Linked DNA regions of Mus musculus: all the other regions are linked to region 2. A link is a loop called in an ENCODE intact Hi-C map of the cell type or tissue named here. Cell type or tissue: heart. All regions are shown on one strand. Region 1 has its middle 41 kb from the start of Gm5546. Region 2 holds the start of Magi3 (membrane associated guanylate kinase, WW and PDZ domain containing 3). Region 3 overlaps Magi3 (membrane associated guanylate kinase, WW and PDZ domain containing 3). Region 4 has its middle 27 kb from the start of Gm38412. Region 5 overlaps Magi3 (membrane associated guanylate kinase, WW and PDZ domain containing 3). Region 6 has its middle 33 kb from the start of Gm38412. Region 7 holds the start of Rsbn1 (rosbin, round spermatid basic protein 1).

Evidence for each region. Hi-C counts contacts between places; a loop is a spot of excess contacts. Peaks named below come from ENCODE experiments on the same cell type or tissue, not always from the same donor. Only the 100,000 strongest peaks of a DNase experiment are listed, where the experiment ranks them.
Region 1: it touches region 2 in a loop (1.8-fold over the local background); 5 of 42 quality-filtered maps call a loop at or near these places.
Region 3: a loop joins it to region 2, with 1.9 times the contacts of the local background. A loop is called at or near these places in 4 of 42 quality-filtered maps.
Region 4: a loop joins it to region 2, with 4 times the contacts of the local background. A loop is called at or near these places in 20 of 42 quality-filtered maps.
Region 5: a loop joins it to region 2, with 2.2 times the contacts of the local background. A loop is called at or near these places in 2 of 42 quality-filtered maps.
Region 6: it touches region 2 in a loop (7-fold over the local background); 20 of 42 quality-filtered maps call a loop at or near these places.
Region 7: it touches region 2 in a loop (2.1-fold over the local background); 3 of 42 quality-filtered maps call a loop at or near these places.

Annotation. Positions count from the first base shown.
Region 1 is chr3:104,317,229-104,321,228 of GRCm38, forward strand. No RefSeq gene overlaps it. Among named protein-coding and RNA genes, the nearest start is that of Gm5546, 41 kb to the right of the region's middle. In heart, no CTCF peak of the experiment used is centred here; DNase peaks (open chromatin) are centred at 1,863 and 3,403; H3K4me3 peaks cover 945 bases; H3K27ac peaks cover 3,152 bases.
Region 2 is chr3:104,218,767-104,222,766 of GRCm38, forward strand. It overlaps Magi3 (membrane associated guanylate kinase, WW and PDZ domain containing 3), which reads right to left and starts at 1,640. Exons shown (of 21, transcript NM_001159354.1): 1 at 879-1,640. The coding sequence starts at 1,200. In heart, a CTCF peak has its summit at 2,136; DNase peaks (open chromatin) are centred at 375, 1,005 and 1,785; H3K4me3 peaks cover 3,170 bases; H3K27ac peaks cover 3,222 bases.
Region 3 is chr3:104,165,263-104,169,262 of GRCm38, forward strand. All of the region lies in intron 1 of Magi3 (membrane associated guanylate kinase, WW and PDZ domain containing 3), which reads right to left. Among named protein-coding and RNA genes, the nearest start is that of Magi3, 53 kb to the right of the region's middle. In heart, no CTCF peak of the experiment used is centred here; no DNase peak of the experiment used is centred here.
Region 4 is chr3:104,434,564-104,438,563 of GRCm38, forward strand. No RefSeq gene overlaps it. Among named protein-coding and RNA genes, the nearest start is that of Gm38412, 27 kb to the left of the region's middle. In heart, no CTCF peak of the experiment used is centred here; no DNase peak of the experiment used is centred here; H3K4me3 peaks cover 280 bases; H3K27ac peaks cover 362 bases.
Region 5 is chr3:104,017,471-104,021,470 of GRCm38, forward strand. Magi3 (membrane associated guanylate kinase, WW and PDZ domain containing 3) reads right to left here. Exons shown (of 21, transcript NM_001159354.1): 18 at 3,467-3,593; 19 at 2,808-2,951; 20 at 31-169. Among named protein-coding and RNA genes, the nearest start is that of Phtf1os, 51 kb to the left of the region's middle. In heart, a CTCF peak has its summit at 2,168 (motif pointing right); no DNase peak of the experiment used is centred here.
Region 6 is chr3:104,439,918-104,443,917 of GRCm38, forward strand. No RefSeq gene overlaps it. Among named protein-coding and RNA genes, the nearest start is that of Gm38412, 33 kb to the left of the region's middle. In heart, no CTCF peak of the experiment used is centred here; DNase peaks (open chromatin) are centred at 2,164 and 2,644; H3K4me3 peaks cover 779 bases; H3K27ac peaks cover 1,747 bases.
Region 7 is chr3:103,911,923-103,915,922 of GRCm38, forward strand. Ptpn22 (protein tyrosine phosphatase, non-receptor type 22 (lymphoid)) reads left to right here. Exons shown (of 21, transcript NM_008979.2): 21 at 54-330. The coding sequence ends at 118. Rsbn1 (rosbin, round spermatid basic protein 1) reads left to right here and starts at 2,198. Exons shown (of 8, transcript NM_001356556.1): 1 at 2,198-3,231. The coding sequence starts at 2,529. In heart, a CTCF peak has its summit at 2,290; DNase peaks (open chromatin) are centred at 2,509 and 3,239; H3K4me3 peaks cover 2,530 bases; H3K27ac peaks cover 2,672 bases.

The DNA of each region.
Region 1 (4,000 bases), 98 kb after region 2:
TTGGGGTGGAGAGCAAAGCTGGGCAGGGTAGCTCATGCAAATAATACCAGTGCCTTTAGGGCTGAGGCAGGAGAGCAGCCTGAGCTACAGAACTGGACCCTGTCTCAGAGGGGTTTATGTATGTCAGAGGGCAAGTGTCCTGAAAGGCAGGACCACACCAAAGTACAAGTGCTCCATTTACCTTTAGCTTTTAGGAAAAACAGACTCATTTCAGGATAGCATTTCTCATTCTCGATCACATTCAAGTTACCACTAACTGGGGTCTAATTCAGTTATACGTCCTGTGGGAAGGTAGTCAGTCCTTCTAAAGCTCTGATCTTCAGATCTACTGTTTGATGGGTAGGTGCTGCATGAAGGATTGCTTACATCATCAAACTCAGATAGGCTGAGTTCAGCAGCTGCTTCACTGAGAAGCATAAGGAACGCCTTAGTGCTGGGTAAAGACAGAAAGACGTGTGACTTTTCTCACACAACGGCAGCAGCAATGTACATGCAAAGGATTTGCCAGAGTTACTCCTGGGAAAGGGTCCCAGAGCTCCCTGAGGAAGTAATGAACCTCATTATCAACTCTCACGCTGTCACAACAATGGAAGCTGCCTTTTCAGGACTCCATGTTAAGGAGGCTTCCAGAAGAAAACCTTCTGAGAGAATTAGTACTCTAGTGCACTCAGAGAGTGCTTGGCTAGACAGAAACAGCAAAGCATGGGCATCACTGTTTTGTCCAAAGCAGTTGAAAAAAAATTTCAAGATGGAGACAATCTCTGGGGCTCTGTAGACAGAGTTCAAGACCCCAGCCCTCTGTATTAGCAACGTGAACTCTAGCCAGCTAAGTGTTTTAAACCTCAATGTCCATGTTTGTAAGATGGAGATAAGATTTACTACCCACCTCACAGAGTGGTCCAAATCTTAAGCCAGGAGCTGAAAACTGTGATTTAGAAATGTTACTTACGAGAACCATCTTGTTAGCATTCTCTCTACTCTAGGGCTGGGATGACCCATTGAACTAACTGAAGCCAATACGTCTTGCTCCCTTCGTATCCTAAGTCCTTCAGAAGAGTCCTAATTGAAGTTGTATATTAAATATCTAGGTAGGTCTATGTACATATTGGCTTCTATTTTTTTTAATGCACAAGTATTTTAACTGACACATAAAAACGTAAGCTTTATATATGTATGGAGTACCACACAACATTTTGAGACATATGAGTTGTGTAGTGTTTAAATGAGGGCAAACACTTCAGTCTACTCACCTAACATTTATGGTGAAAACATTCAAAACTCTCTCTGCCAGCTCTTTGAAATACACTATGCATTGCTGTTATCTGCAGTCACCCTACTGTGCACAGTCACCCTACTGTGCACACCAGAGCGGCTTGCTCCTGTCTAACTCTACACTCCTATTTTTACAGTGGGTTTGATTTTATAATTGGGGTAATACCTCAACACATAGACAGTGCTCTCTTGGCACTAATAAGTCTATAAAAAGGTTACGTCTCTGCTCTGTGTCTACAATTCTCTGACAGGTCTTCTTCCTGGTAATAGGTTTGCCCTTAAATCTTCCCTGGTAGATCTTGTTTTCAGAAAAGAAAGGATATTGGTGTTTAATATATATGATGGATTTTTAAAAAACAGTAACAGTCCCAAATAGATCCTGTCTCCCACCCTCACATATTTGAGCTGTTCCCTCCCACCTTGGCTCTGGACTTGGCCACTTGAGTTGGCCTATGGGATCATTATCAAATTTGACAGAAGCAGGGGCTGGACACGGACTTGCCAATTGAGCTTGACTCGTTCTTGTTGTTGAGAACTTTCTGGCAGTAGGTGAAGAAACACAAGCCAGCCTGCTGGAGAGAACAACCTAGACACCAGCCAGAACCCCCTCACCCCAACCCCCATCCACACGAGCAAAGGCATTGTAGGCTTCCAGCCCCGTCTGAGTTGCCAGCTGCCTGCAGCCGCATGAATGGCTCTGATGAAACCAGCCCCCGAATGTCCAGCTGCATCTAGCCCTCGCTGCTGACCTGCAGAATAATGAACTGATAAAACGGCTGTTGTTCTTAGCTACCAAGTGCTGGAGGGGTTTGTCAAAGCAGATAACAGATAAACTTAAATTTTATAGATACAGTAGCAGTTATTTCTGCCCTCCTGTTTATGCTTCTAGAAGAAGCTTTTGTCGCATGATAAGACATGGAGATCTGTTTGTGGAAAGTCCAGAGAGACCCACGCCTGTGGCCCTCCCCCTTTTCCTTTTAGTTGATTTTGGATAATCCAGAATAGAAGCTCTGCCTGTGAAATTTTTGAGAAGTGTAGCAGAACCGTCAGCTAAACAAAGTGAGAGTCTCTGAATAGCAAGAGAGAGATTAGCTGGCAGCAGGAATGTGCTCCACTCCTGGGAATAACTTCCTGACACCACTCTGCATATCACAGTGCCAATCCCTCGTCTTGATACTTAGCATGCACAGTCACACAGGCATACTCAGTAGTTATTGAAGAATGCCGATTTTCACCTGGTGAATGGATGTCGCTAAGTGGCTGAATAGATTCTAGAGATGCAGTTAAGGGAAATGGCTGCTAACCTATAACAAGGAAGTGGGTGGGGAATGGACTTTGAAAGACTCTGGAGAAGCTTAAAAAAATAATGAGAAACAAGAGGAATAGACACACTCAAAGCAGAGAGACTCCGATTTCTCTGTGGTTCTGGCCCACCAGGCAGGTAACAAATAACTATGAATAGTCAACTTCACTAAATAAACAAACAATGCAAACTCCTTGGAAGGAGGTCAGGTTCTCAAATTAAGGTCACCAAAATTGCCAGTGTAATATACGAGGGATGTAGAGAGATAAACTGAAATGTTCAGGATCCAATTGGGAAACCCACATTCCATTAAACACTCCTCACAGAGATCTAGAAGAACTATTTGTTAAATATTTTGTTCTAGAGGAGAGACACCGCAGAGATTTGAACTAATGCTGGGGATGACAAAGAGGATAATGGACGAGAGAGAGAGAGAGAGAGAGAGAGAGAGAGAGAGAGAGAAATGGGGGAACACTTTGGCTTCATTCTGCTTCCTCAAACAATCACAAACTAACCCCCCCCCTCCATGGGGGAATTCCTGAGATACAGGAAGACTCCCCATCATGAATAAGAATATTTAAAAATCTTAAATACCACCTAAAGTAGCAAGGCCACTGTTGGTTTTTAAGATTTATTCTTTCTTCTTATGGCAACAACCCTCCTCTCTTCACACCCTGATGCTTGGATGGAAACTGGGTCCTGTGGTTGGCATGTGACCATCATTAAGCCACTGTGAGCCACTGACATTCACTAACGAGGGTCACAGGACCCTACTAGAACCAATGGAATGCTGTTAAACGTGGGTCTGTAGGAGGCTGGGGCTGGCGCCATCATGTTGGGCTCTGTGCACTTAGATTCTGGGATGGAAGCCAAGACAGTGGTGGAAGATGGCCACGTAAGGTGGAATTTGAGCTATGAAATCAGCCTCATCTGAAACCATGCTTACCCCTCAGATGTTTTGTTTCCATAGACCAACACATTCCATTGTTGCTTAAGTCAATTGCTTTCTGTCACTTGCTATCAGGAGAGCAGTGGGGGTCATCTCTTAATGGATTTCTCATCTGTAAAAATGGGAGACATTACTAGAAGAGAGCATCTATCTTCAGCCTGTAGTTCTGATTTTAAGAGAGTGAGGTTATAATATTCTACCAGACAAATGGTTTGTCCTGGTCATCGTCAATGCAGTGAAATGCATTGAGTGCTCACATTATTTTCTTTCTTTTCTGCATAAAAGGCAAATGTATACAATTTCATCACATGCCATTTACATGTAGAAATGGACCCTTGAGTGTGATATCACCATAGAGATTGGAATCTAGGAACAGAAAAAGCAATTATAGTTGGAAAAGAACATTATCATCTTTGAAGCATCGGACCTGTGTAAACATAGTCCATACCTTTTCTAAATATTGACCAATACTGCTT
Region 2 (4,000 bases):
ACAATTTGATTTCTAGTAACAATGATTAATCACGATGCCCATGTCTACAACCACCTCAGAAGCCAGAACCATATTTTACCAATACCGAAAGGTCCAACAGTGTTTTCTCTTACAAATTCGTAAGAAAACTTACTACATACTACCAGACCAGACTGCGCAGTCTGATCAATGCTTTCCAGCTAGGGAGTATGCCATAAGCGTAACATGCTTTGCAGCACATTTTACGAGCATCAAAGACACCAGGGCACCAAGGGGTTCTTTTTTTTACCCTGCGCTTCAACAAATACTGTAGATTTGAAAGCTTTACAAAGGCATTTGCTCGGCTGGGCACCTGGGTCCTCCTTCCAAATCCAGACGACACAACAGCTCCACTGCCTCATACCACACACTGTACCTCACTGGGACTCAGACACCTGAGCCACCTAGACCCACAGAGTGGGACTGTCAGCTCCCAGACGTCTGCGGTCGTGCACGACGCACTGGGCCAGCTGAGCCCTCCCAGGAGCTTTCAGTGGTAACCTCGGCCCTCGATCCGGCGCCGAGTCTCCATAGTAAAGCCCTTTCTCCCCGTTAGAAGACGCAAATACGTTCCAAAGAAAAGATTATCATCATAGGACTGTTTCCACAAAGGGGAGAAGAAAAGAGATGGCTCTTCTCTAGGCAAATAAAAATAAAAATAAAAACTCTTGATGCGGTGGGAGACCGAGCTGGATTAGGAAAGCCAGCTCCTAGTGCCAATTCCCTGACAGCCTACACAGCTGTCGGTTCACCCGAGCTCAGTTTTACTAGCCGCAAAATGGGAAACCCCGGCGCCGCCCCCTCCCCCCTCCTCCCCGGGGAGTCGGACCAGGACCCGGGTCCCCAAGGCGACCACACACCTGGCTTCACCGTCTTCAGACGGATGGGCTCGCGGAAGTGGCGGATGACAGCCAGAGTGTCCCGGTTGGTGAGCCCACTGACCGGCGTCCCGTTCACCTCCAACAGCACATCGCCCGGACTGGGCGCCTTGCCCGAGACCACGCAGCAGGTGCCTCCGCCGCCGCCAGCCTCGTCGCGGAGCCGCCCCAGGTAAGGGAACTCGCCGCGCTCGGCGCCGCCGCGGATCTCGGCGCCCAAGTCGCCCGGGGGCCCGGCCCAGGATACCGCACACTCCTGCACCTTGCTGAGCCAGTGCTTCTTCTTCTTCAACGTCTTCGACATCCCGACCTCCGCTGCACCATGGGGAGCCCCCGCGCGGGCGGCCGCGGTGCCGCTCCGGGCCCCGCGCACAGCCCGGCCAGAGGGGCGCCGCCGTCGACCCCCCGCCTCAGCCCGCCGGCCGCGCGCCGCCGCGAGCCGCCCCTCTCGCGGGCCGCTGAGGAGAGCCGGAGGGAGCGCGCGCCCCGCGGGCGGCGCCGGCGGGGTCTCCGGGCGGGGTCAGCGCCGACGGCCGGGACTCGGCGCCCGCGCGGCGGGAAAGGCTGAGGCAAAGGGGCGGGAGCTGAGGGAGCGGCTGGAACCGAGGCTCGTATCGGTACGCGCGCACCGAGCTTAGTCGCTCGCTGGAGCGCGGCTGCTGCGGAGCCGGAGCGCCGAGACCAACGCCTGCCCCAGCTGCCAGGAAACTGGCGCTTTCAAACCCGCCGCAACCTCCTCCCCGCTCGGCCCCTCCCCCGCCCTCGCCGGCCCGGCCCCGCCCCCTCCCGCAGCGCAGCGCCCGGCGCGTTGCCGTCACCAGCTCTGCTCCGGAGGACCCGCCCAGTTCTCGGCTCCGCACCGTGGATTGGGTTCTGGCAGCTGGGGGCGGCCCTCGGCGGGCATGCTGATTTCTGATTGGGTGGTCTAAGTAGAGGAGGCGGGCACTAGAATGACTGAAGTTTAGAGAGGGAGGAAAAAAGAAGTTTAGAGTGTGAGGGAGGGAGAAGGGGGAGGGAAAAGAGAGGGTTGGTCTGGGAGCGGGCACAGGTCGCCTAGAGGGGAGAGGCCCTCCAGCCAGGGGCTGGAGCCAAGGGAAACTCAAACACTGAAAGGACCCTGGTCCCCAAGGTGGGGCGTGCCCAGCTGGGCAGGGGGCGGGGCCTCGGAGCTGGAGCCCGAAGGCGATCCTGGGAGTGCTTTGCCTGGATCCTGGGAGTCCAGTGCCCAGCTACTCCGAACGGTGGAGCCACTAAATGGGCCTGTTAAGGCTGAAACGGATTCTACGGGTTTGAATTTGTTAATTCGTTCAATGAATGTTCTTAAATGATCCATTGGCGAAATCCTGTTAATTGAGGGTAAAATACAGTCCAGTGCTCGAATGCTGTGTGATCTCGGGCAAGTTAGACAGCCTGTCGGAAACAAGCTGAGAGTGAAGATCATTAATTACACTAGCTACTGAACTCCAAGAATGAAGAAAACAGTGATCCTGCTCTCGAGGAGACTGCAGCTTAGCGAGAGAGACTGACTAGAAGATCATTTGAGGAAAGCGGGAAGGAGATGGATTAAAAAACAACCTGGTGCCTGCGGAGCTAAGTCCTGACACTGGTGGCTTGACCTTGACCAGATCTCTGCTTCGCGTCTGCTTGTTTGTAAGAAGGTGGAAGAAGTGACTCAGAACAAGGGAGACCTCAGATCTCTCCCAGCTCTAATTTTTCAGAAACACTTAAGCTTTTTTTCTTCCTTCATTGAACGCGTGCTTTCTCGTCTTTGGAATGCCCTCTGTTCGTAAATGTTTCACCTCATCCAAATAGTCGTCCAGTATTTCTTGGAAAGTGTTTTCTCTGAACTGGGGCACTTGTCTCACTTTTGTGACAGGGCATGTCTTCTGACTCCCTTTAATGATAGCCCTTATTTTAAACTCCGAGGAGCTCTACAAACTAGATCAAGCTTCAGACAGCTACAGTGATTTCCTTCACACCATTGAACTGGGGAAATAAAAACACTAAATGTGGGCTGGACTCAAGAAACAATAAGGGAAGTGGAGCCCTGGAGCTGCAGGCTTGGGACCTGCCAGGCAGAGACAGGACCTTTATCTACACCCTGATGGAGAGATTGCCAGACTGTAACCTTCAGTCCTTGATTGTCTGCTGAGCAGTCACCCAAGAGAGAAACTACATTTCTTTAATACCACCCTCCATCCTGCTGAGGCTCCCTCTGGCCAAGTGGATTGGAAGCCAGATGGCCTTCACACTTATGATGGGGGTAGAGAAAGCCCAGCGTCTGGAACCCAATGGAGTAAATACTTTTCACAGGCATCATGTGGATCATTCAAATAGACCAACATCTGAAATTTAAAAAAAAATTTAACTTGTTTTATGGACAACTAGTTAATACTAATAAATTCCTGAATGAATACTCGATTGCCTTCACATCTTCTATTTTTGCTGAGACTGAAACACAATGCTCTGCCTAAACTGTATCTGTTTAGAATGGCTCTGGCAACAAGGAACAAAACATCTGACAAATAATAGCTTAGAGCACACTGTCATTTATTACATCTTTAACATAAAGTTTAAGTGTGGTAGTTTGAGGACTAGTTGGACAGTCTATTATCAAGGTCCGGAGCTCTTTGTGTTTACTCTTCCACATCATATCCATATGAACTTTTGTCTCCAAGCCTGTCACCTATTAATTACAAGGTTGTCATAGCTCCAGACATCACATCCTCAAAGGTCATTATATGAAGCAAGAAAGAAGGGTAAGAAAATGTTAGTCCAAATTTGATGAAAGAGAAAAATCCTACCTAGCTTGTGGCCACTGTGGTAGGCTAGAAAAATGGAGCCATGACCACCTTAGACCAGTCACTGGCAAAAGAAAATGCAATTACTAGCATTCCACTAACTTGATCATAAGTCACCTTCAAACAAAGCAGAGGTCCTCTTTAAGGGAGGAGGAGAGAATAGTTGTTAAGTAGTCACCCAACAATGTCTGCCTGCTGTGTGTCTTTTTTCTTTTTCTTTTTTCTTTTTTTTTTTTAAGTCATCTAACATCTGCCCAGTGTCTTAACCATGAATTGATTCTCAGGCAGAAAACTGCAGTCATT
Region 3 (4,000 bases), 54 kb before region 2:
TAACGTAATTTATTGTATCTAGATACCTAAGCTTAACTTTTCTGGCACATGAAAGACACTCAAGTTCAGTTTCTTTTCCTGCTTCCATTTGAACACAGTGTTCTGTCCAATGCAGGGAGAAATGAAAGACTCCATTTGTGTTCCCATAGAGCTTATAGTCACACAAGGTGACAAACAATACAGTATAATTTTAAAGGCAACAATGGAGACACTATGGGAGCACAGAAAGTGAGGAGTCATCACGAAATGACTCCAGTCAATAACCACCAAACAGGCTTGAAACAGCTGTCAGATGACAAGAAAGGGAACCAGAAACAGCAGAATAACAGTCCAAGTAAAGGGCACTCCAAAGGCACAGAAGAGAAAACTGAGTATGTTTAAGGAACTACAATTATATGAGCTGGCTGGCACTAGCAATGGGAAGTACAAGTGAAGGGGCCAGAAAGTTAGGCAAATAACAGATTATAAAGGCTCTAATTTTAAAAGGAATGACTTCCATTATGTTACACAGTATAGGCCAGACTCAAAAGACATATAGCATATTTTCTCTCAGATCAAGAAAATAGATTTGAATATTTTGAGAGACAGACAGACAGACACAGACAGAGAGATAGCCAGAGAGACACAGAAATAGAGGTGTGAAACTAGAAAGGAAATCATAAAAGGAGAGGAAAAGATCTTAAGGGAGGGGAAAGAGAGGCCAATGAAATACTGTTCCCTGAAGCGGAAGAGCGGACCACTGGCCTGGAAAGAAGGGAACCAGTGAGAGTGGAGGGACAGAGAGCACAAGGAAGAGCAGTGGAGAAAAGAGCTAAATTAAAATGCAGTATATTGGCATATAAGTATAAAATTGCCATAACAAAACCCATTACTTTATATACTAACTCTTTTTTTAAAAAATTAAAGCACTGCAGGTAAATGCTGAAGACTATACTGGACGAGAATTGTGAACAGTCTCTTTTAGCTTCTGAACCACTAACAATGGTGTCTAACATACAAGTAGGAAAAAGGAGTAATCCCATATTCTTATGGACTAAAAGAATAATTACATGGTTAAAATTTTTAGTTATGTTATTCGACATATACATAGGTAGTTAGGGAAGTATTTGTGCCCGTGACAAGCACAAACAGAAAGTGAATGAAAAAAATTCAGAAGTCCTTTTTTATGTTCTATTTTGATTATCTAGAAAAGAAAAGACTAAAAACCATACATTAATCACAAGCTAATGAGACAAGCAGGAAATAAAAAATGGGAAACAAGGATGTAGAAAAGTAAGATATTTAACTAGCTAAGAATGACTGAAGTAATAATCAGCTTAAAAGTGACATATACTTGCCTCACTTCCAATTTTATTACTGTTAAGTATTAATAGGTAAGTTTAGTTCCGTAAGAGAAAGGTGAAAGGAAAAGGCTGCAAAGCAACGCTGAGCTTCCGACAGTAGTATGTAAAACTCAGGCTGAGCAGAGTGGAGACAAGAGAAAATAGGAGCCTTTCCTGGCTCAGTACTTTGTGAACCACTCTTCTCCATCATCTCCTGGTTGGTCAATAAAGAGCTGATTAGCCTTTTAGCTGGGCAGGAAAAATATGGGACTTCCATGCCTTGAGAGAGAAAGAGAGTCTCAGGTGAGCTGAGGAGTCCCCATGATGACACAGATGAAGAAGGAGGTCAGCGTGAGACCAGGATGGCAGGCAACAGGACACACGGCTGGGAAGTCGGTTGAGAAGTAGGCCAGGCCAGCTCAGAACCTGCCCAGCTTTGTGAGTGCCAGAAGGGTGTAATGAATGTACCAGGTGTCAGGGAGATAAAAAGTGGTGATAGAAAAGCCCCCTGAATCACATTTATAAACAACAGCTACTTCTAAGACTGTCATCTCTAATTATTTCATTTTAAAACACCCTTAAAATGTCTGCCAAAAATACTGACTGCATTCTAATATGACACCTTTTTTATTATATCATATTCAAACATAACTAACTATATAGATGAATATGCAAATAAAGCTGTCTGTTTTAGGGAAGAAAGAAAACAGGTACTGTGCACATTCAGGTCTTTACAACTATACTAAAAATGGATACACAGACACATGTATTAAGAGTAGGATAGCATAAAACACAGAATCTAATTAGTCTACTCAAAATAAACAAACAAGGCAATACATAATTATTGCCCTTCCAAAGAATCATTTTGAGTATAGGCACTCCTGTAGTGTAAATGGAAAAGAGCCTTTTAAATTTCTTTCTTTAAACTACTTTTAAAAGACTTTCAGAAAGAATGCTTAAAGAATTTTCAAAATAACCTCATTATACGTTGAGCAGTTACAGTTCCATTTCCCAAAGCATTTCGCCCATACTCACCCCCCAAAATCCTGTTTATTAAAGAAGCATAAAATAAGGGGAAAATCAGCATTTAGCATCTTCCATTAACCATAATTGTTATCTGATAAATTTATATTTTAAGTAAATTAAAAAATTAGAACCCTCAAATGGCCTACCTTTTGATTTTTGAATACTTTCAAACTCCTTACTAATCTACAGGTTAATTTATTAGTCTTATTTAAATAAAAACTGAATAAAATTCACTTAGGCTTATAATTATGCAAGCTGCTTCATCATCCTTACAGACCATTTTGCCATTAAAGAAAGCTTTTGTTTTCCTTCACTGGTGTATTCATATTTTAATTTGGCGTTCTGCACATTATATGAAGACAATAAATTATGAAGGCAATTATATGATCCCACTTATATAACAGTACATTTTTTACATAACACACTGGAATATAGAGGTTATTAAAATTATTATCACTCAGCTATTTTCTGTTATTACACTGTAACATTCCTAAATCTTTAATCAAAATAATTTATTCTATAAGAAATCTATCATTAGATTTCATATAGTTCATTTGACATAATATTCACATTATGTTTATACATGTTTTTCAATAGCTATTATTTTTAAACAGCCAATTTAATTCACACAAACTCACAGCTATGAATCAATCTTAAAGATTTAGAATAACTACATGCTATTAGTGTCTCAAAAATGTTCCATTCATGAAAATCTAAATTCTCATGTTTTTAATCTCAAAGCCCTATTTTTTACTTGCTACATTTTACAGATATAAGAGACTAGAAAAGATCAAAAAAAGTGAAATTATTCTTTGTTTACTCTTTCTCTACTTGGACACATGTCAATAATCCATGCTCTAAAGTTTAGGCAAACATCTGCACACTGGCTACGTTTAATTCCCTTTCGTAATACTAGCCCCTTTCACGTGCAGTAAACAATACAATAAGCACTCAAAAATATTTGTCAAATAAATTCCTGAGTCAAGAATTAGTGAAGAAATATATGTGATTATTAGTAATATTCATTAAAGTTAATAACTTACTCCTCTAAAAAACCTTCAGCTTCATTTATAAAACTTATAAATTGAGACATTTAATAAATTTCCAAATGAAATTCTGAGACGGAGACTTCTAACCTTACATATTAACATTTTAAGAGTAAGACAGAGAGGGAAGAGACAAAGATGGCATCATTGTGTTCATAATGAAAATAGATTATTATACTTAGTATGCTGTGGGCCAAGAACTCATTTAGTCATTAAAAAGTCAGTGAAGAATTTTGGTGAAATTCAATGGAACAAAAAGCCAAAGGGGCTATTACTATTAACGCATGCATGCTTATTAAGTGCTCATTACATATCTAGTACTGTACTAAACTCTAATTTCTCTTGAAGGGAAAGATTAAGAATTTCAACTTAAAATTTTAAAATATGTAAGACATTCTGTCTTTAAAGACAGAGTACCAAGGGAGAGTGATAAGCAAGAATAAGCTACCAGGCAAAACAGGATATGAATTTTATCATGAAGACTTAGTATACAGACCTGGAAAAATGTGAATTGTATATCAACTAAAATATAATTATATAAAATATTAGTGTATGTAATATACAAAAATAAGCAAAAACGCAGATATAGAGACTGAAACTAAGATG
Region 4 (4,000 bases), 220 kb after region 2:
TGCTCTTGCAGAGAGAGGTTCAGTTCCCAGCACCTATATTGCTTCACGGCTGCCCTTAATGCTAGCCCTCGGGGACCTGACACCCTCTGACCTCTGCAGGTTCCTGTGCTCATGTCTCTCTCTCTCTCTCTCTCTCTCTCTCTCTCTCTCTCTCTCTCTCTCTCTCTCTCTCTCTCTCTCTCTCTTTCTCACACATACACACACACACACACACACACAATGGGACATCAAGTCAGCCCTGATAAGATGTCAATTATTAAAAAGACGAAGGTAACAAATGCCGGTGGAAATGTTGAGCAAAGAGAGCCTTGAGCACAGCAGTTGGGAGCATGGCCACCAGAGAAACAGCGTGCATCTGCCTTACAAAACAAGGAACACAACTGCAATGTGACCCAGAAAGCTGAGTGTATATTAAGATAAACTGAAATCAGCCCAACCAAGAGTCTGTGGCTCAGAGTTAAATGGCCGCAATTCACAGCAGCGAAGGTAGGATCAGCCTAGGTGCCCAGTAACAGACAAATGGATACGAACATAAAGTGTGGTGGCACATACCTTTAATCCCCATACTTGGAAGACAGAGGCATCAGATCTCTGTGAAAGTTCCAGGACAGCCAGGGCTACACAGAGAAACACTGTTCTTAAAAAAAAAAAAAAAAAAAAAAAAAAAGTAAACACACAATAGAATATTATTTGTGCATAAACAGGAACACAACTGTGTCATTCGCCCAACATGGGTGGAATTGGACGTAAGTGACGTAAATCAAGCAAGTGTCAAGAAAGACACTGTGTACTGAATCATATCCTGGCTGAATGCAGAGAGATACAATGGTCCAGAACCTGAGCAGAGATGTAGAGAGAGTGGTTAGTGAGCAGAGGGTTGCAGCCGGATGGGAGGAATCGCTGCTAAGGCCCTATAGCATCCAGGGTTTAACGGTGGCGGGCAAGTAGCTGGTGGGAGGATTTCACACGTTCCCATACTGAGAAATGAGAACTGTCTGAGGTGATGGATACGCCAGTCATCCTGATCCAATCATAACACATTGTGCACAGACACTGAAAAATCGCAGCCACGTTGTAGCTCATGAGGACATGCAATATGTTGATTAAAAATTGAATACAGAGGTCAAAAACTGACATACCTTCCTTAGTTTAAAGTCCTAAGGTCCCAAAACATCTCAAAAAATATGGGAGAACAGAAGGCTGCGCAGAGAGGCCAGAAAGAATCTAGACATCCAGGACCCACGAGGGGAACTCAGGTATGACCAATCCCCATTAGACCCTGCCCTTGGTCTTTGGGTCTTCAGTCTGGTGTCTCCCACATCCCATCAAACTATGACCCAACTCATTACACTCTATCCTTGCTAACCTGCCTGCTGTTAGGGTGCTGATGATGGCCCGTGAAGGGCTCATCTCCACCCACTCCACTGCCTGGCCACTGACCATTATGGCGCTTTTGTCTATTTTCTAGGCCCATCCTTTTGCCTCTCTTTATGGGATTCTGGAAGCCTTCATGATACTGCCAGTAAAAGTCCTCTTTATTGAGAGGCAGTTCCTGTTGTTTACACTCAAGAGTTCCAGCCATACCAAGTGACTCAGCAGCTCTTCTCTGAGGTACAGTCCCAAGAGCAATTACAACGCAGGCCCATGTAAAAATCAAGGATCTCCATGTTCAAGGTAGCATTTTTTCATGATAATCAGGAAAGCCAGAAACAGCTTGTCCTGGTGTGCTTCTCTGTTGCTGTCATAAAACACTGACCAAAAGTGATTTGAGGCTGGGGGAGGGCTCATTTTGCTTACATGTGTACAGTCCACCTTTGAGGGAAGCCAAGGCAGGAACCTGGAAGAGGTAGGAACCAAAGCAGGAGCCGTGGAGGAACACGGCTTGTTGGCTTTCTCCCTGTGCTTTACCCAATGTGCCTTCTAATACAACCTAGGACCACCTGCCCAGTGGGCTGGGCCTTCCCACGCCAACCATTAAGTAAGAAAACACCCTACAGACTTCCCTACATGCTAATCTGATGGATGTGATTTTCCTACATGCTAATCTGATGGAGGCAATTCCTCAACTGAGGTCCCCTCTTCCAAGATGACTTTAGTTTGTGACTAGTTTGACAAAAAGCTGATCAGCACACATGTAAATAGGAATAGAAATGCTACTAGACCCTGGGATTATGAAATAGCTCAGATGTATAGAGAATGCAAACCACTCCATAAATACCAGCTGCTGTTCCTATCAATGTGCGAATGAAGATGGGATCAGAGAGCCTGCTTCTGGGGCTGGAGAGATGGCTCAGAGGTTCAGAACACTTGTTGCTCTTGCAGAGGTCCCAGGTTCGATTCCCAGAAAGAAGCCTAGTGGGACTTGGCCCTGGGGAACCCCCGGTGCCAGACCTCCTGCCCCCCCCCCCCATATGATGGCTGCTGGAAAAACTGGAGGGAAAAGGCCCCTTCTGAGTGTGGGGGACAAAAATTAACAATAGACTGTGGATTGGTTGTATCATTGGCGGATTAACTATATCATTTCCTTTCCCTGGCCACTCTCTTGTTCACGTTAGGTCTTCCTAGAGGGTGATAGGCAAGGTTCCCAAGCCTTTCTGCCATGATGTACCCTTCCACCTAGACCCAAGCATGCCAGCCATGAGTCTGCGGTGTACCTGGGGAGCCGGACCCAAGCTCTGATGCTGGAACCTTTGCCTGAGTGACTTAAGTAAGACCCTGTTCCTCTCTGACCCTCAGTTTGTTCTCGTGCTAATAGAGTCATGAGTGAAAAGGATTTGACCCTGACTTCTAATTGCCTCAAAACACCACAGACTGTGGGTCCCCTGCTCAACTCCAGCTCTCTGGAAGCAGAGGCTGGCATCAGCATCTGTTGAGCTCATCAGAGTTTGTGACGCTCAGGTGTTCTATGTGCGTGAGGGACGGTGCATATGTACTTGATGCTGGGGACTGAACCCCACACCTCATAGATGCTAAGCTGCTATTCAACCACTGAGTCCTGTTCAGTCAGGTTTGAAGGCCTCCACTGATATTCAGATTCCCAAGAAAAATGAATGCTGTTCTCATCTAGCAGAGAGCAGCGTTGAGTGGCCTGCCTTGCGGTCCAGGCATGATAGCCACTTGCCCGTGAAGGGCCCGCTTGTGGCCTGGCCCAGCATGGGAAGAAGCTGTTCTTGTATCTCATCAAATACCTCAGCTCAGCTATTTGCCTCCCCCTGTGCTGCTTTTGTTCAAAAGGCTGTGAGAAAAGCTGGCACCTTTCCCTGGAGCTCTTGAAGACAATGGCAAGTCTCTCCTGACTCTCGGCAGCTTTTCTATTTCCGTAGTAACTGTCCTCCTCCATGATGCTGGTTAGCATCTTTTATGTTTATTTATTTTAACATTCGTTAAGTGTTTCAAGTACCTTAGGCTGGCCTTGAGCTCCCTATGTAGCCAAGGATGCCCCTGAACTTCTGATCCTCTTTCTTGCCTCTACCTTTCTAGTGCTGGAATTACAAGCCTGTGCCACCATGCATCGATCGGTTTAAGCATCATTACGGGATGGACCTCGGGCTTCACACATGCTAAGAAGCATTCTATCCACTGAGCTACAGGCCCAGCCTTGTTAATACCTCTTATGCAGACCACACAGCAGTTCCTTAGTCCTCTTCTGACCTCCAGCCAGTCCGTCTCAGTAACCACAGTGATTTTCCTAAGCCGGCCTTCACCCCATCTCCTCCGCCCACGAGCCAAGCCGTCTACCTCCCAGTCAAAACCAAGCTCCTCCCCTGTCCTTTAAGTCTTTCGAGAACCAGAACCTCAGTACATCCCTCTCCCACACCTTCTTCAGGCCAATCATCACTTCCAAGAGATGAATAAAGGATATTACATAGTATGAAAATGTAATTGTGATTTTTTTTTGCACCGTTAATAGCTTCAAATAAATAATAAAAGATCCACTTTGGGCTCAGTAAGCTCTTTTGGATTCTCTTCATAGGGTTCCCTAGGTTGATGGAACCCCATC
Region 5 (4,000 bases), 200 kb before region 2:
CCAGCATGAGTGTTCAGCTATTTTGCTTACCGTGGTCAGGTATCAAGCCAGTTCCTGGCCTCAGAAGGAGGAGGACTTTATTCCCACCAGCCTGAATGAGCTCAATTGCTCGAGTGTGTGTGATGCCTTGTGTCGGTTCCCCATTGATTTCAACGATCTGGTCACCAACCTGGACAGGGAACATTGACAACTGTATGAAATGGCACCGAGCTTCATTTCCACATTGTCAACAGAGCCCTTCAGCTCTGCTAAGTCATTCTCACTTGTAAAGTCTTTAACCTAGACAGTGTGCTATCTTAGTGACAGCTGATGGGAACACAATGCATGATTTTATTTACTTGATAAAAATTCTGCATGAGCAAGTTTTATGTGGCTACCAGTCAGTATCTGAGCATTTGAAATCAAGCATTAAATTCACATTTTCCCACATCTGTAAGGCCCTGAGACTGATCCCTAGTATTGTAAAATAAATAAATAATAAAAAATCTAGGTTTTTGTTTTTGTTTATTTGTTTTTTTTTCCCAAAAGTTAAGCCCTAGAAAAGATGACATTTATGAATAGCCCTAAGTAACCCTGCAGAGTGGCACCTACGTAACAATCTGTAAGGGTGCTTTCAAGCAAGAGCTAATCCTGACTTAGTTTTCTAAAGCTGGTGCAGATGGCTGCTCGTCACTGAAGCTTTCCCGAGACAGTGGCCATCTTTTGTATTGCCAGCATATCCTATACATGAGTGAGGCTTTAGCTAAATGATATAACTTAGAGATTAAATTTTAAAGAAAAAAAATACATTAATATGAACACTTATTTAAACCAATTATTGGATTGTATATAGTAACAAATATAAAATCATTTTCCTGGAAAACAGAAAGCTAGGACTTGGAATAAGATACCACAGTGCTGTTGTCATTTACCAGAAGTGTCTATTTTAAAGGAAAATAAAAAATATGCTGAAATCTAACAGTAAGAAACGTGAATAAAGATGTTGGTTTTGAGATCCGTATCAAGGTGACATGTAACTGAGGGTATTTATTGACTTCAAACAGTGAGATATTACTGAATATTAAAACCCCAAATATTTGTAAGATACTCAGATAATGTGTACGTAATGTGACAGCAGAGACTCAGTAAGGAGATGATGGGGATGGGCCGGAGAGACTGCTCAGCAATTACATCACTGCTGCTTTTCCAGAGGACCTGGGTTCAATTTCCAGCACCTACATAGCAGCTCACAGCCTTCTTTAATGCCAGTTCCTGAGGACCAGACACATCTTTCTGGCCTCTGTGGGCCAGATAAATACGTACATGTGTATGTACATACATACATACATACATACATACATACATACATACATTTGGGCAAAACACCATAAAACACAAAAATCCAACCCCCCCCCCCATATCAAAACTAATGCTTTCTATCTATTGACGAGACAGGAAGCTGTACTGTGGGGTCCAGGTATGTGGCTTTACTTTTTTCTAGATCAGCAGTCTCTCATTTTCTTCACCTGTTATATGAAAACCAGAGTCCTACCTCCTAGGGTTGTGGGAGAGTCAGTGCTATGCAATATGACTACACACCAGCCACAGATAAGTGCTGGTTGGAAATACTGTTGGAAACAATCTTTTATGCCAGATGTTGGGGTTCTGTTGTTTTAAAAGTGAGCTCCCATCTCGTAGGCATTCTCTGTCTCCCTGCCATAGGACTAGAGTTCTCCACCATCTAGACTGTCCTGGCCTGGGATTTCTTCACAGGATCCAGACGTGTAAGAATTACATTTCTTCTCTTTATAGATTTCCCAGTCTCAGGTATTCAGTAATGGTAACAAGCAGACAAAAACAATTATGTAAAGTGAAAAAAAAAACAAGCAGAGTAAGACAATAAAGATTACAGGTCAGGAGATAGTAAGAAAGGTAATTAACAAAGCCCTTATTGTCCAAAATAAGTGGGAAAAAAGCCCCTTTGGTAGGTGATAAAAGAATCATTTCCCTGAGGAATTATGAACAACAAAGTAGGAAAGTAATTCCGACAGAAATGAAAATCAGTGTGAGCATGGCTGGTTCATCCTGGGAGAGAGAGCATAGTTTCAGTCACACTCTTTCTCTTATAGCCACAAACCTATATATTTTAATATAAATACAATGTAAATAAAACATGTAATTGAACAGGCTCGCCACCAGGTGTCATTTTTACCTTTAAAATAAAATGGGAAGGCAAGGGAAGTGGAACTTTGGGTTTCTGTTAGGCTGGCAGGGCTCTGTAGAAACCAAAGGGAACACTTCTCTCGGCAGAGGCAAGGGACCATTTTTGCTGTGATTTTCAGTTACTATAACAATGTTAATAAAACGGTAAAAATATGTTTGAAAAGTTGAGCACTAGTGTTGTAAGGTTGAGAAAGTCTGTGACGGAACAGCACAGAGTGAACGCTCGTCTTTCTAATAACTGTAACGGGTGGCAGGGCCAGAGGCTTCTGCCTCTGTAGGGATCTAAGTAGAAAACCTCCCTGGGCTTATTATGTCTTAGAAGAAAATGTAAAATAAAAGTCGTTTTATCCTGCTGTCTCAGGACCTGTACTAAGATGGAAGAGATTTGATTTACCGACCCATCGGCCCTGCACTGACTGCTCTTCTGGACACAGAGAAGCCATCAGGCTCTGAACCCTGGCTAGCTGGGGAAGCACAATGGTGGCATGCGGCTGCAGAAACCCGTTTCCTGTGTAAGGGGTTTCTGCATTCCCTCTAAAGCAGTTCCTTCTAGAACTTTCCAGCCTAGAGGCAGAAGCAGAGGTTGCAAACAAAGGTCAACTCACGTGAATCCTGCCGTCTTTGATGGCGGGCCCGTCCTCGGCCAGGCGCAGGATGAACAGCCCCATGTTGTACTCCTTCCCTCCGCGGAGGCTGAACCCAAAGCCTCGAGGGCCTCTCTCCAGCTCCACAGGGTAACAGCCAAGGCTCTGGGGGAAGGAAGCATCATGACAGAGTGCTCTCACGCACTGCTTCTGATGTGTCCTGAAGAGAATCTGCTTTATAGCTGAGGGAAATAGTGTATACTCTTGATACAGTTCTAAGTGGCAAGAAAGGAATGCTAGCTGGGGCTGCTACTTAACTGTCATAAATTCAAATAGATTCATTTGAAGATTATGCCTTCTTATAGTCAGTCAATGTTCAGCAGAACAATTAAGAGAACAGAATTTTTGAAAGTACCCACTTTACGGAGATTTTTTACAAATTTTCCTGAAAAGCAAGCAAAAGCTCCCCCCATTTAATTAGCTACAACTATGCACTTGTGCATACTTAACCTCGATTCTGACTTCTCTGTTTGTATGGTGTAGTGAATGACAACCACATTACCAGTCCTGTAAAAATTAGTAATTTTGGAAGCAAATGTATCCGAACAGATTCGCAACAAAACACCAATGTTCAGTGATTCAGCAACCCAAAAAATCAACATCAGGGTGTCTGTGTTTACCTGATTGTGCCGACTGCCCACAACTGAAATCACTGCAGTGTCAGGCTGTGCAAGGTGCTTATGGTCAGACCAGGAATGTCTGTAAGAACTGCAGACATCTCTCCCAATTTCACCTTCTAGGGCAATTCTGTGAGAGAAACCAAGTTATGTTCTGCACTGAGAAAATGAGAAACAGTCTGAAAAGAAAAGCAGATCAACTCCTCTCAAGGCTGAGCCTTACCATCCTCTATCCTGACAAGCTGCTGTAAACAGACTATCTCTAGAACCCGAATTGCTAGGAAAAAAGACTGCTCCTTCTCTCCAGGGTCGGTTAAACACTGAACCCCATCCCCTTCCTTCAGTGGAATTTAATGGAGTTGCTCTCAAAGAAAGCTGCACTCAAAAATAACTGAACTGGGGGCAGACACTGTGACCTTGTCACCATGAGAAATGGACCTTCCGAAGCCCCAAGGCCTGGGAAGATGCTGAATTTCTGGGAACCTAGTTTTCTTTTATGAATAATATTTTTAACAGAGGAAAAATATCTTCAAATTA
Region 6 (4,000 bases), 220 kb after region 2:
AAAAGCACCTACCCTAAAGGGCTGAAAGTGGCTCAGTTGGTAAGAGTGCTGGCCTAACTAACATGCACAATGTCCTGGGTTCGATCCTCAGCACCACATAAAACAAGTGTGGAGCCTGCAGAGCTAGAATCTCAGTACTGGGAAGTGAAGGCGGGAAGATCAGGTCAAGGTCATCTTGAGCTACATAGCAAGTTCCCCACCCACCTGAGCTATATAAACCAGGACGGGGGTGGGGTGGGGTGGGGAGAGCATTCTGAAGCCCGTTCTCTCCAGCTCTGTTTTCTCCTCCTCAGTCCTGCACATAGACCCAGTGAGCCGGCTGGTCTTGAGCCATAAGGAAAGGTACCTAAGAGGCTATGAAACAAATGATGAACTCCTCCACAGAACATGACTCCTGGGCAGGCAGCAACTGGAGACCCTGAACAGAGGCAAGGTTTTCAACCTGGCCTGAGCGATGGAACCCTGAGCGATGGAAAACGATGCTTCTGGCTGATAGCACGAAGCTATGGTTTCTTCTCTCCTACCCACCCCTTTCTGTTGCAGGCTGATCACATTTCCTTGGTGATTTCCATGCTTAGTCAGAAGACTTAAGGGATAGCTCTGCATTCCACAGGCTCTTGTCCAGATAACCTACTCTGTACTAATTAGTGTGATCATCCGCAAGGTCCCTTCCTTCCTGTCTGCCTCGAGTTTGTACGGAACAACTGCCATACACTATAGTAACTCCGCTGGACCCCTGGAGAGGCTGAAGATGAAGATGCCAGTGCCTCTGTCAGAAAAACAACACAAAACCCATCTGTTTCTAGTGGTTTCCTCTCTCACTTAGACCATGAGAACGTTGTAACTGAATGGGAGAGAGCCAAGAGTCTGGCAGCTGATCTGAGGGAATCTTACACAATTTTGATGAGACCCCCCCACACCCACCCCAGTGTGAACCAAACCAGTTCTCCAGTACAGGATAACTAGAGAGAGACAGCTGAGACATGGGGAGGGGCCTCAGTGGTCGCCTGCGCGCACACACACATTTGTCTGTGTATCAGCTCCTAAAATTGTAGTTAATACTGTTGTTATCATATTACCACTCAAACAGATATGAAGCAGGCATAAAGGGGCTAAATGACCCATGCAGCACCAGCCAGCAAGTAAAAGGTAGAGTTGGGACTGGAACCGAGTTAGTCAGTCTGCCTCAAGTCCCAAATGCCTGAAGCACGCACATTCAAACAAAAACCAAGGAAAGGGCTGGCCGGATATCCAATGGGGGCAGAATAGGTAAAAGCTACAAGGACACTCCCTGCCCCAGGGCATTCTCAGTGAGGAAAGGCGGCTTTTGATAAGTCAGAATGCCTATCCACCCCATGCTTTAAACGAGCTCTCATACACACCATTCATTCTGTTTCGACCATATTGTCACTTGTCCCCTTATAGACAGGTACTCCAGGGCCGAACCTGGAGAAGTTTCATAGTGTCTGCCAAGCACCGAGACTGGGTCCCCGGGTTTCTGCGTGCCGCTGTTCTTCTCCCTTTAGACATTAACTGCTGTAACTAGTGCTTCGCGGTGGCTCTAGTATCTGGGGTCCTGACCTCTAGAATGCAGTCCTGGGACACACTGCTCTTCCACCCAGCTTCCGTCTGTAAATATTTCTTCATGCTGGAAATGGTTCTGAGCACTCCTCAGTGCCAAGCTCTCGAACCACCAAGTTGAATTCAATGTTTGCCCAAGCCGCTCAGTATTTGCTAGTGGTGACAAGCATGGGAGGGACCTTCTCCGTGGACTGAGGGATGGCCCCAAACCTGCTCCTTTACCCTGGAAGTGGGAGCTGCAAATGAGATCACACAGGACAATCAATTTGTAAAAAAGCATAAGGTGAGAATGGGGTGTGGAGAGAGGGTGAGAAGAGGAGGGGGAAGGGAAACGATTCAAGGAAGAGAGAGGACACGGGCAAGACTGCAGCCTTGGATCAAAATGAAGACCTCTGAGGGCCAAGCTGCGAGCTCATCCTGGGCTAGGAGCCCAGAACAAGACTCCGGCCTCCGAGGACAAAGCCTGGAGCTCTGGCCTCTCCCTCCCAACAGGCCAAGCTGCCCTGGGCTTCATCCTGGCAGCGTTCTAGAACTTTTGAGCCATGCACCGCCCCGTACAGATTTTGAGTTACAGCCTGAGCCATGACAAAGGCCAGGCCTCTCGCCATTGTGCAACCGGAGAAGCCGGATTTCCTGTGAATCCCCTTACGTAAGGGTATCCCTGAGCAATGGTGGCCTGGGTAGCGCCCTCTGCCGCCATTCTCTGTGCTGAAGCGCCACCTGGAGGCCAGTTCTCGTTCAAACCGCTGTGTAGTAGAGCCTCCACAGAAGGAAACAAGAAGATGCCTTGGAACAAAAAGGCGCCTTTTGAAAGAGCCTCAACAGTTTCTTCACCCGCCCTTTATCTATTGCTGATGGGGTATTCAAGAGTTAAATGACAGGCTTCTTAAAGGGACAGGATTAGAGCCACAGTGATCTTGTCACTGCCTTTCTTAAATTCTAATATCTGGATCTGAAGAGCACACGTGAGGGGAAAACTGCAGTTTGCCCTGCATCTCGGATTCCAACCTCTTCATCCCCCTACTGCAAAATTCAGGTTAGACTAACTTGTGTAGAGAGCTTGGCAGTGAGCCGGCCCCTTCTCGGGAGAGCCTGGGATGCTGCAGAGGTTTTTTAATCAGCTGCCTGGCCCTGGGCATGAACACACACCCTGGATTACTCAACAAGTAGCTGGGGGCTGGGGGGGGGGGGGGGGCGGGGACTACAAAAATAATTGTTTAAATTGAGCTCCAAGTTATTTTAGCCTGAAGAAATTCTAAGCTAGATGGACCCAGGAAATAGGGAGTATTCAACATAAAGAAAAGGGGACCAGGCTTCCAAACTGAGAAAGGTTTTGTCTTGTTTTGCCTTTTTTGTTTTTTGGTTTTTTTTTTTGTTTTGTTTTGTTTGTTTTTTGTTTTGGGTAGGGAGGCAAGTAACCAAGCAAGCAAAACAACACAGAGAAAGGGGGGGCTTTCTTTTTCAGAATTTTATACTTATTCTTTTGGTAGGCCAGCAGTTTAGCTTCCTACAAGGACAAAAGACCCTGACATCTCAAGCAAATCCTTATCAGAAAGTGGAAAATGCTAGAGTTATCAGGAATATTCCATATCAAACCATATTACAGCATCATGGTAACAAAAACAGCATGTTACTAGCTCAAAAAGTGGCCCTGGCAATCAAGGGGCTCAAACAGAGGTCCCAGAAGTCACCCCACAAAGCTACAGTTCTCTATCTTTGGACAAAGGTATCAAAAACATACACTGGAGGAAAGAGACCTCTAAACACCTGTGCTGAGAAAACGATTTCCACAAGGAGAGGAAAGACTAAGACCCCCGTCTCCAACCCTGTGCAAAATCAACTCAAAGTGGATCTTAGAGCCAGACCTGAAGCAAAACACTTCAGGACACAGGCATAGAAGAAACTTTCTCAACAGTGCTCCAACTGTACAGCACACATTGCCAACAACCAACAACTAGACGTATAGGAAACTAAGACGTTCCTGTCCAGCAAAGAAAACAAGCACCAGCGCCTAGAGAATGGTAAGAAAATCTTTGCCTGCTACACATCTTTATATATACAGAACTGGGCAAATTAAACACCAGGAAAACAGATCACCCAGCAGAAAACAAGCTAACCGACTGGGCAGACAGTTCTCAAAGAAGGCATACAGATGGGTGATACCCAAGCACAACCAGAGAACAAGCCATGAACCAAGGCAAGCTCTGGTTATCAGAGCAGCAGTATGCAGTGCCTGGGTGCCCACAAAGGTGCCCACATCTTAATGCAGTCGCTGCTGTTACTCTCCAGACCAACAGTTCCAACAAGAGTCATGGTTGAACTTATTATAAGATAAAACGGTCACCCACCCACCTGGGGAACAACATGTAGCCTACTGGTTGGGTGAAGAACACAAAGAAAACAATGTCATTTATCCACG
Region 7 (4,000 bases), 310 kb before region 2:
AATTTCTGTGTATAAAAATACCCATCTTCATTCAGTTTTATTTTTGTCCTCAGGTTTCGGAAATCGTTTTTCAAAACCCAAAGGACCAAGGAACCCGCCATCAGCTTGGAATATGTAACGCACCTCTGGATTTATAAGAATATTTGTTAAAATTGTACCTGCAGATAAAGCTACTTGAATACTGCTATAATAATAATATCAGTAATGAGGATATATTTTGTCAATAGTCTTGAAAAGGAAAGCAATATGTGACAAACTTCCAGCAAACTTGTATTTTCATATTCCTTATATTTCACTGGGAACTGCCAATAAAGTTTGTACTTCAGTTTATGCTTCAAAGTGTATTTACTTTTCACGTTTGAAAGTTATTATATTTTACTTTCTTTCTATATATGAATTTTCTTTAAATATAAATTTTTATTTTGAGATGATGTCTCCTCCTCCATAGCCTTTGGAGGGCTGTGGTAACAAGCACACAAGTCCAGCATAAACATTAATTTCAATAGAATTGTAAGAATTTGATCATAACGTTCTCTTTAAAATATTTTTATGTATACAAGTGTTTTTGCCTGCATGTATGTACAGCACCTGTGTGTAGTGCCCATCGAGGCCAGAAGAGAGAACCAAATCCCTTGAATTGGAATAACAGGTTGTGACTTGCTACGTGGGTTCTAAACCAGGGTCCTCTGCAAAAGTAGTTAAACGCACTTAATTCACCATCTGAGTTGTCTCTCCGACCCTTCAACTAAATTTATACACTGCCTTAATATTAAAAATAACTTTAAAAAATAGATTTTGCTATGCAGCCCTAGGCTGGCCTCAAACTATTGATCCTTCTCCAAGCTGCAGACCGCTGCTATTGCAAGCGTGCTCCATCACGACTGACTAAAGGTTTTAGTTAGAAAACAAAGCACTCCTTCCTTTGTGCTTGCAGTACTGCTTGTGAAAATGACTAAATGTCTAAACGGAGTGTATCTCCTCAATTTCCCCAATTGTTGCGTAAAAGAAGGAAAGATGATGTACAAATAACGGCAGTGATCACTTCTGTATTGCTATGAGGTGTCCAACTGTATGTATGTTTACCCAGTTATTCACTTACCAATTCAAGAAAAAAAAATCAACAGCGGTTACTTTTTGTTAGCACTTTAACTTTCTTTTTTGATAGTGTGTTCTTCATAGAAAAGGCCCTATAGATAAACGTGTCCACATAAAACGAATTTATGTTCACAACCATTTAAAGGTACTGGTGATTTGAAAATGTATTTCTATATGACTATGGATTCTTCTAAGTAAATTATATTTCAAATCTAGTTTTATACAGTAAATAATTTAATGGCTCTTTATTATTGTAAAGGGTTGGCTTTACTTTCCCTATCAGTTTAATATTTTTACTTATGAAAATACAGCCTAGCAACAGTATTATTTGCGCTTTAATACTTTTTGTTGGGAAACCCAAATGCTAGGGCAAATTGACCTGTATTGTTACTTGTTTATTGTAGTACAATGTATACCCAGTAGGTGTTCAAGAACTTCTCTATTTTAAACGATAACTTTTATTACAGAAGTTCACTCAGCCTAAGTTACTTCTCTGGGAACTAGTGGTGTTAAACCACAGTGTCTTTTATATGCCTAGTACATCATTGTAGTCGGTTATTTCCAAATAGCTTTCTCAAGGACTTAAATGCAATTCTAGGTAAAAAGCTAAAGTAATGAAACTCAAAACGGATTTCTGAGTAAACACCATCTCCTGGCGAACAGTGTCAGGTTGACAGCGCTTTTCACATTTGCAAATTTATATGTATGGGTTGAAAAAAAATTAAAAATTTCTATCGAGACATTTTTTTTTGTTGTTAACTATAGCTGTATGTTCAACAAAAATGCTGGATTCTACCTTTCCAAGAATTGGAGGGAAAAGTGACTCTGGCAAGGCGGAGCTGCGCTCAGGGAACGCCTAAGGCAACATTTGCACCTGCCTTGAGCCTGCAGCGGTCGCCACAGCAGTGCTATAGGAAATGCTTCAAAAAAATTTTTTTTTTCTTTTCTGAATAGCAGCTTTACAATGTTCTACAGCGAAACCGTCGTTTTACATATTCCGAAATTCTTTTCCTCCTGGTTTGTCAAGGGTAAACTGGAGATTCTTTTACCTCACAAAGGCTATGGGGAGAAATACGAAATTGAAAAGTCACTATGGAGACCACCTCCGGGCAAGATGAAGGAGGAACACTGGAAGTGGAGCGCCTGAACACACGGCGAGACTCTGAAAGCTATTAACATTGTTTGGGCGGTTAGGGCGGTTGGCGGCAACTCGCCGGAGGGCGGCAGTTGCGTGGCACCCCGAAGCGTGCCTAGGCGCACGCTCCCCTCCGCTCCTCCACTCAGAGAGCAAAGTGGGGGCGGAGGGGGAGGGGGAAGAACGCGAAGGGCGGTGGAACTACAACTCCCGCAAGGCCTTGCGCGTCCAGGGTGCTTTACAATAGAAGCTCGGTTGGCGAGGTCTGCGGAGAGGTGTCGGAACTGCCGTTTCCGGCATGTTCAGGTCTACGAGAACGACCGATCAGTGGAGGGTGGGGGAGAGACTCCAATGCCCAGCGGGCCATGCGCGGGCAGCGCTTGCGCGAACCGCGGACGGGGGGGCGGTCGGGCCATTTAAATGTGTGTTTGTGGGTGAAATGGCTGCGCAGGTCGGAGCGGTTCGCGTAGTACGGGCGGTGGCGGCGCAGGAGGAGCCGGACAAAGAAGGGAAGGAGAAACCCCATGTTGGGGTTTCGCCGCGGGGAGTGAAGCGGCAGCGCCGGGCGAGCAGCGGGGGTTCTCAGGAGAAGCGGGGGCGGCCGAGCCAGGACCCCCCTCTCGCTCCCCCTCATCGGCGGCGTCGTAGCCGCCAACATCCCGGGCCGCTGCCTCCAACGAATGCCGCCCCAACCGTCCCGGGCCCTGTTGAACCTCTGCTCCTGCCGCCTCCGCCGCCACCGTCGCTGGCACCCGCCGGGCCCACTGTCGCTGCCCCGCTCCCGGCCCCGGGCACCTCGGCCCTCTTCACCTTCTCGCCTCTGACGGTGAGCGCGGCCGGGCCCAAGCATAAGGGCCACAAGGAGCGGCACAAGCACCATCACCACCGCGGCTCCGATGGTGACCCCGGCGCCTGCGTTCCGGGCGATCTCAAGCACAAGGACAAGCAGGAAAACGGCGAAAGGAGCGGAGGGGTGCCTCTGATCAAGGCCCCCAAGAGAGGTGAGAGCAGGCGAACCGCTGGGGCTCGGGCTGTAGGTCTCAGTGCCCATATCCCGCCCCTTTAGGACTGAAAGACGCCGCTCTACTCCCCTGAGCCCACTGGAGTGGACTCGGGATTGCAGGCGGTTGCCACAGTTTGACCTACTTGAGGCTTCTCTCTGAGGCCGAGCTGTCAGTTTCCATCCCTGTTTGCAGTTCCCCCGGAGCCTTTGCAACATTTATTTTCAAATTCGGCAGGGTTTCCGCGCCGCGCAGTGCTTGGCATCGGATTAGTAGGTGGGGTACTAAAACCTCCCTTTCTGAAGTAAAGGCTTGTCACTGAAAGTCCCTTCTTGTTCTCTTGCTTGGAAATCTTTAGTTTTTCTCATTCCTGGCACCAGCATATTTACAGGTTTGACTCTGGGCTCTGAGTTTGAATTCTTAAAGAGGTTACACAACTACTGGTTGCCTTAGCTTCGGCGAGGTTAAAAAAATCATTTACGGTGTTTATTTTTCAGCTAGACGTAGTAAAAATAGTTTTTTAAAAAAAAATATTAGCCCTTTTAATTGTTAGTATGGTTTAGGATTGGTTCGAGGAAGGTTTTATCACCCTCTGAGTCTAGGAAGTATACCAACCGTATCTCTGAAGGGAAGGAAGCGTGCAGTAGGATGCAGATGCAGATGTAGATTCTAGTTTCATTTCATTTTGCCAGAGCACTGTTTGAGAATCTCTGCAATTCCAGCAGTCTTTAAAGGTTTTTCACATAGAAAAAGTAGGACTAAGAGTGCT